Regions from separate parts of the Homo sapiens genome. Here region 1 is linked to region 2. Evidence: chromatin contacts called from ENCODE POLR2A ChIA-PET data. All regions are on one chromosome and are shown on one strand. Each heading gives the region's core, a stretch centred on a gene start or an enhancer-like site at or near the end of the contact. The rest is flanking DNA. Distances are from core to core; before and after follow the strand shown.

Evidence for each region. ChIA-PET counts read pairs that join two places held with the same protein, here RNA polymerase II (POLR2A).
Region 1: POLR2A ChIA-PET joins it to region 2 with 10 read pairs in T-cell. The contact joins the promoter of TEF here to the promoter of THAP7-AS1 in region 2. POLR2A ChIA-PET finds 5 or more read pairs at or near these places in 2 of 52 experiments (T-cell and activated naive CD8-positive, alpha-beta T cell).

What each region holds. Positions count from the first base shown.
Region 1 is chr22:41,379,740-41,383,364 of GRCh38, reverse strand. It overlaps TEF (TEF transcription factor, PAR bZIP family member), which reads right to left and starts at 1,423. Exons shown (of 4, transcript NM_003216.4): 1 at 1,164-1,423. The coding sequence starts at 1,320. It overlaps LOC105373042 (a long non-coding RNA gene), which reads left to right and starts at 1,454. Exons shown (of 3, transcript XR_938271.3): 1 at 1,454-1,625. RefSeq lists enhancers at 585-664, 1,446-1,740 and silencers at 875-1,574, 1,605-2,204.
Region 2 is chr22:21,000,525-21,004,363 of GRCh38, reverse strand. THAP7-AS1 (THAP7 antisense RNA 1) reads right to left here and starts at 2,442. Exons shown (of 2, transcript NR_027051.1): 1 at 1,535-2,442. It overlaps THAP7 (THAP domain containing 7), which reads left to right and starts at 2,246. Exons shown (of 4, transcript NM_030573.3): 1 at 2,246-2,532; 2 at 2,953-3,108; 3 at 3,577-3,717. The coding sequence starts at 2,453. RefSeq lists silencers at 1,251-1,641, 2,283-2,392, 2,413-2,582 and an enhancer at 3,183-3,392.

The DNA of each region.
Region 1 (3,625 bases), core at 174-2,673, about 20 Mb before region 2:
ATTTGGAACAAAGCACCGTCTCAAAAACAAACAAAAGGGTTTGTGCACATGAGGTCCCAAAGCAGGAGGAGAGAGGCTGGCCTCACCTGATGTGCTGAAGCTATTTATAACTCAACAGTGACAGCCACAGGGATGGGAGCCTCAGCATACACCCAGGAAAGGAAGAGAAATGGCATTTTAAAAAGGAAAATCCATTCCCCAGGCCAGACAACTCTCGAAGGCCTATCCCTTTCCCAAACCCTGAATAACTGATGGCTCTTGGAAATGCAAAGGTCTCACACTCAAAGTATACCTCAGTGCACCCACAACCCCACCACAGGCGGCCCTCCTGCTGCTCCCTGCACCCCATCTCCCAGGGCGAAAAACAAGGCCAGACCTGCTTTCCGTATACGCCCCAGTGACGTTCCTGGCCTAGGCAAAAAGATGAAGCTCAGTCCTGCCGCCGTGGCCCCAGAATCTAAGGGTCAGCCCCAACCAACCAGGCGAAGGGCCTCAGTGGACTCATCTGACCCTCATCGTTTCTCTGCTTGGCCCAAAACTCCCCTCCCAAGGCGCCTCACACTACTCGCCCACACCCCCCCCACCCGCTCAGCAGAAGCCCCGCAACAGAAAGGCTCCCGTTGGACCTAGTAGCTGGCGCTACTCACACCCAGGGAGGAAGCCAGGTCCCTCCGGGAGGGGTAAGGCCACGTACGATGACAGTTCGCTACCCTAGGCCTGCGCTTCCTAAACTTTGGTGTACTTGGAAAATAATGGGGGTGCGGTGGGGTGCTCCTTAAAATGCAAGACCCCTGTCCCAGTGACCGCAGATTGGGTGGGGCGCAGGAACCAGCAATTTAAACAGGCATCCCGAGTGACTCCGATGCAGGTGGCCCCGGGGGAGGGGCCCTGGAGCGTCATTTAAGTGACTGCTCCCGATCCCCTTCCGCCTCCTCAAAACCTCTCCCCACCCTCTCCCGCCAGACCCACCGTCTCAGCCCGCCCCTGACCCTCTGTCCTCAGCCCCCCGGCCTCGTCCTCCAGGCTCCTGGTCATCCAGGCCCCATCCCCCTCCGCTGGACCACTGCTCCCTGACCCACTGCCTCCCCGGCCCCGCCCTCACGAGGCCCCGCCCCTGTATAAGCCCCGCCCCCAGCCCGCGCGGACCACCCCCCCGCCCTCACCGAGGCGCGCCTCGCGCGGGGGGTTCTCCATCAGCTTCTTCAGGACCAGGGGGAAGGACCCCGACAGGCCCCTTTCCCCAGCTGCGCGCCCCGGCCCCGGACCGGGTCCTGCCTGCGGGTCCACAGGCGGCTTCTTTCCGCCGCCCGCGTCGGACATCGTGCCCCGGACTCGGCTCGCGCACCTCGCCTCCCCCGCCCGCCCCCCGAGATGGGCCGGAGCCGTGCGACCCGCTGCAGCTGCCGACACGGGCAGCTACTGCGCAGGCGCCCAATGGCGCCCCCGCCTCCTTCCATCGCTACCCCGCCTGCGGACCGGCTCTGGCACATTAATTATTCATGAGGCCAGGCCAGCTTCCCCGGATCGTTGCTCTGGATTGGTCCAGCCTGCGAGAGGGGCAGGCGCAGATCCTCGGGCCGTGATTGGTCGGGCAGCCGGGATAAGATAGACACGTGCGGGGCCAGGTGAGGACCCTCGCGGAGGCCCCGCCCCGCCGCCCCTGTGTCCCCTGATTGGCGCCTGCTGGAGTCTTTGTGGTGGGCCTTCCTCGGCGCGGTCCCTTCCCTCCTACCAGTGTTCCCCCTTCACCGCCCTCTTCATAACCCCCGCCCTCCCCAACCACCGCAGCCTCTCCCTCTTGTCCCCGACTTGCAACCTTCCCGACGCGCCACCGAAGAGGGGCGGAGCTCGGAGCGGCCAGGCCGGCCAAAGCGACCTATCCGAGCTCCTGCTCGCGCGGCGTGTCCACCCCCCGCGGGTCACGTGGAGCCGCAGCCGAGTCTGGTCGCGGGGGGAGGGGGCAGAGGAGGAAGGCGCGGGAACAGCCAATGGAGGGCGGGGGCGGGGCCCGGGGCGGTGCACGAGGCGCCGCACGTGCGGGGCTGTGGCGGGGCGGGAGGGGAAGGGAGGGACGGGTCTTTTTGTTCTGGGGACTCTGCCCAGGGTCGCGGGGCAGGGACGCTGAGCTTAGCCCGCACTTCTGCTCCCACGCGACCCAGAGGTCGCCTGAGGGCAGGGCCGGGGACCGCGACCTGCCAAGTCGTAGGGATGGCCTGAGCAGGCTTGGCCGCCCTAGAGCGGGGTGTCGGGTTGCCCACGCATCCAGATCAACACTAGCGTGGAGGGAGCATTCCTGAAGCTCTGACCTGAGCCAGGGCCCGAGTACATGTTTCCGCCCTCCCACTTACTAGCTTATGACCTTGGGAAAGTCCGGTTGCTTCACTGGAGCTTGTTTCCTCGGCCATAAAATTAAGAGGTTGGGCTAGAGAATCTCCACAGTCCCAAACAGATGTGAAATTCTTTTCCTTTCTAGAACTCTCCCTTCTTTTACCTAGAAAACAAAAACCTCCTTGACACCAGGTACCGATGCCACGTTTTGTGGGAGAACCACCTCCTCTCTTAAAATATAAAGCCTCCCCGGGAGTTCCGCAGAAATCCGTAAAAATGTAATATGTGGCGCGGTACACAAATGGAAAGCTGCTCCTAAACAGCGCTCAGAACTTTGTACCTCTTTATAGTACAGATCAGACTCCGCTGCAAACCCAGGCAACATTAGACTCCCCGCTTAACTCCCGGAAGGCAGAGAGCTTGGCTTGTTTATCCAGCATCCCTACAGTGGCCCAGCCCTTCTAGCAGGAGGGGTTGGGGGGGTGGTATAGTGATAGTCCTTGGTTCAGGGGGTAGATGCATGATCCAGACACCCACAGCCAGCTAAAAGTTATCAAGCTGATGCAATCAGAATTTTGCTGGGGCTGGGCTTGGTGACTCACGCCTGTAATCCCGGCACTTTGGGAGGCAGAGGTGGCGGATCACCTGAGGTCAGGAGTTCGAGACCAGCCTGGCCAACAGGGCGAAACTCCGACACTACTGTAAGTACAGAAATAATTAGACGGGCATGGTGGCTGGCGCCTGTAATCCCAGGTACTGGGGAAGCTGAGGCACGAGAATCGGTTTGAACCTGGGAGGTGGAGGTTTCAGGGAGCCGAGATCGCGCCACTGCAGTCAAGCCTGGGCGACAGAGGGAGACTCCATGTCAAAAAAATAAATAAATAAAAATAATTTTGCGGCGGGGTAAGGAGGAAAAAGAAGTTGGGTAGCTGACCAGGCCTGGAAAGCAAGAGATTTGAAGGACTTTGGGTGGTGGTAGAGACAGGATGATAGGTCTGATTCCAAAATTCAAGCTCTCACTGCCACTGTAATTGAACCTCAGTCATTTTCTGAATCTGATGCCTCGATTGCTTTACCTTTTCAGGCCTCCTTTTCTTTTTATTTTCTTTTCTTTTCTTTTCTTTTTTTCTTTTTTTTTTTTTTGAGACGGAGTTTTGCTGTTGTTGCCCAGGCTGGAGTGCAATGGCGCGATCTCGGCTCACCGCAACCTCCGCCTCCCAGGTTCAAGCGATTCTCCTGCCTCAGCTTCCCGAATAGCTGGGATTACAGGCATGCGTCACCACGCCCGGCTAATTTT
Region 2 (3,839 bases), core at 1,193-3,692:
GGGAAAATCGCTTGAACCCAGGAGGCAGAGGTTGCAGTGAGCCAAGATCACACCACTGCACTCAAGGCTGGGTGACAGAGTGAGACCCTGTCTCAAAAACAAAACAAAACCTGATATGTGGCAAAATACTGAAAGAATGCAGAAGACTGAAAAGCTGAAGTCCTCTTCTTCCCCAGAGCTGCTTCTGTCCTTTGAAAAACATTCTGTACATATTCAAGGCATATTAATCTCTTGTTATACAGGTGATGTTGACAGTGGCCAGCAGATATGTATGTCCCTTTCCTGTAGGTGACAGACCCAATTGCTGCACACAGGTGGTCACAGTAAACAGAAAGCTGGCAGCACTCCCACTTGGAAGGGCTGATAGGCTTGGCCTTAGAGTTGTGGGAGGACACTCCCTGATCAGGGTACGAACCCTTCTCTCTGCCCCTTCCAACTCCTGTGGAGTGTGTCTGTATCTAGTTGGTGCTAACTGCTACGTGCTTGGCAGGGCAAGGCAGGGTCACCACCTCAGCAGGCGTTTGTCCTCCTCCGGCATGATGCTACCCTAGCTGCCCAAGGTTCTAGCCTGTGTATGTTATTACATGGATTTTTTTACACATAAATACATAGACTTCAACTCACTTTTCTTTTTACAAAGTATACAATATACCTTGGATGTATTTATATCCCAAGACAGGGTTCTCATTCTTTTTCATGTGTTTTACTGTATGGGTAATATGGGTAATAATTTTTTTTTTTTTCTGAGACAGAGTCTCGCTCTGTAGCCCAGGCTGGAGTGCAGTGGCGAAATCTCAGCTCACTGAAATCTCCGTCTTCCGGGCTCCATCTTACATGCCCATAATCCCAGCTACTCAGGACGCTGAGGTAGGAGAATTGCTTGAACCTGGGAGACAAAGGTTGCAGTGAGCCGAGATTGCACCACTGCACTCCAGCCTGGGCAACAGAGCTAGACCCTGTCTCAACAACAACAACAAAGAAGGAGGAGAAGGAGGAAGAAGGAGAAGAAAAGAAAAAAAAAAGTCGTCAAAGGATATTAATTGTCGATAGATAACAGATAATGCCAAAAAATATAGAAGCAATTCTTAAAACACAGTGTTGGAACTGGTCCACAGCTCTGATTTTTAATGAGCTCCCATTTCTGAGGCCAATATAAACTTCATTCTATGCTGCCCATCTCTGACAGGTGGGCATTAACTACCAGCCCCCCACGGTGGTCCCTGTGGGAGACCTGGCCAAAGTGCAGCGGGCGGTGTGCATGCTGAGCAACACCACGGCCATCACGGAGGCCTGGGCCTGCCTGGACCATAAGTTCGGCCAAGTGCGCCTTAGTGCACTGGTACGTGGGGGAGGGCATGGCAGTGGGGGAATTCTCCGAGGCCCGCGAGGATCTGGCAGCTCTGGAGGATTATGAAGATGTGGGCATGGATTCCGTGGAAGCTGAGGCTGAAGAAGGCGAAGAATAGTGAGGGGAGGGTGCGGCAGGCAACCATCCCTCTGTATTCCCCACCATAACGCTAGGAGAGCTAATTACCTATTAAAATTTCCGTATTGCAAATTAGCCGGGCGTGGTGGCGGGCGCTTGTAGTCCCAGCTACTGTGGAGGGTGAGGCAGCCGAATGGCGTGAACCCGGGAGGCGGAGTTTGCAGTGAGCCGAGATCGCGCCACTGCACTCCAGCCTGGGCGACAGAGCGAGACTCCGGTCTCAGGAAAATAATAATAAAATAAAAAATAAAATTTCTGTATTGCGATACTGTCTTTCTCCTGTGTTGTACTTTGAGAGATTCCTCCTCCAGATAACCCTCCCTGAAGTCCACCTCCCCAGTACGAGAGTGAGTGCGGGCTCTGGTTTTTGTCGGGTTCTTTCGTGCAAGCGTCCCAGGCCCCGTTTTATTTCTTCCGTCAGAGGTCATTCCGAGGCGAGCTGCCGCCCCTGCGGCTTTCGAGGCTCCCAGGACACTGCCGCTTTCCGCTCCCGGGCCGCTCCCGAACGCTGGGGCCGCTCCATCGTGCCGGGGTGTTTACGGAGAAAAGTGAGGCCTGAGCGGACGAAAGAGAAGCCCACGTGGGCGACAATACTGGTAGTCCAGGGAGCTGGGACGACGCGGGCGCGTCAGAAACTCGCACGCTCGCGCCGCTTACTAACCCAGCTAGCTAGGACCTCGCCCCGCCCCGCCCCGGTGGCGGGGGCACCTCCGGCTCTCCAGTCTCTATGGTACCAACTTCCGGCGCGCGCTACCCCTCGCGAGACTTCGGCGGCGCAGCAATGGCCAGAGCGTGAGTGCCGCTGACAGAAGTCAAGAGAATCGGCTGGGACGGGGTTGGGGCGACAACGGGCCGGGGGGGACCCGACAGGCCAGAGCCCCTTGGGGAGGAGCGGCGGCTGGAGGCGCGAGGCTCCTCCGGATGCCCGGAGAGCCGCTTGCGACTTAACTCCCGCCTCTTTCCCAGATGCCGCGTCACTGCTCCGCCGCCGGCTGCTGCACACGGGACACGCGCGAGACGCGCAACCGCGGCATCTCCTTCCACAGGTCAGCGCGCGTGCGCCGCGGGCTCACGTGCGCATGCGCTAGTTGTTGCTCGCCTCGGGTCGCAACTGCGTAGAGGCTTCGCGCCTTTCTCAGATACTGAGGAGGCTTGAACCTGTGGGTGGGAGGTGAAGCGGAACGGTCCCGGCGGGACTGAATGCAGTCGGGAAGGGGAGGACGGGAAGTCTAGCCGGCTTGGACCCGCCCCACTCTGTTACCTGCCAGATGACGCTGAGGAAACTGCTTTTCTTCTCGAGGCCTCCGTTGCCTCGTCTGTGCCCGGGCGGTGGTGCTTACCCGGCGGGGTCGCAGGGAGGTCTCGTGGCGGCGCGTGTTGGGTCTGCGTTTCCCCTCTGGGGTGCTTGGGCAGCATGAGCCCAGGGCTGTGGACAGCCTGGTGCTCACGGGTTTGTGGCTCCACAGACTTCCCAAGAAGGACAACCCGAGGCGAGGCTTGTGGCTGGCCAACTGCCAGCGGCTGGACCCCAGCGGCCAGGGCCTGTGGGACCCGGCATCCGAGTACATCTACTTCTGCTCCAAACACTTTGAGGAGGACTGCTTTGAGCTGGTGGGAATCAGGTGGGCCTCCCTGCCGGCCGACGCTGGGGTAGGATGTGGGGCTCCCGGCGGACTGGGACAGCTGCAGGTCATGGAAGTCCCTTGAGCAGCCTGCGTCCAAGGGGGCTGTTTCCTGTTCCCAGCTCTGCACAGTGAAACCCACCCCCAGGATCACTGTGCCTGTGACACAAGGGGAAAACAGGAGCCTTTCCAGAGAGTATCTTTCAGAGCCCCAGTCTTGCCAGCAAGTCCACAAATCAAAGAATTCTTTCTGGCTGGTCAGCCCAGCTCGGCTTATGCAGGCTTTCCACACACCTGGACTGTGAGGAGTCCTGCGGGGAAGCGATTGGTGTAGCTGTAACTTGGCGTTCCCCAGACGTATTGTTTGCACGATGCCTTCCAGCATCCCACGGCGCTGCTGCTGGGGGCAGATTGGCCTGGGGAGGCAGCACTTGCTCTCCAGCTCATCTGGGTTGCTTTTCCCCGCAGTGGATATCACAGGCTAAAGGAGGGGGCAGTCCCCACCATATTTGAGTCTTTCTCCAAGTTGCGCCGGACAACCAAGACCAAAGGACACAGTTACCCACCTGGCCCCGCTGAAGTCAGCCGGCTCAGACGATGCAGGAAGCGGTATGTGATATGGGTGGGGGATGCCCCACTCCCACCCCTAGGCTGAGGGACTGGGCCCTAGGGGTGTCTGCCAGCAGTCTCGCTGGACAGGGTTCTTGCTACACAGAACCTGTGGATCGGGT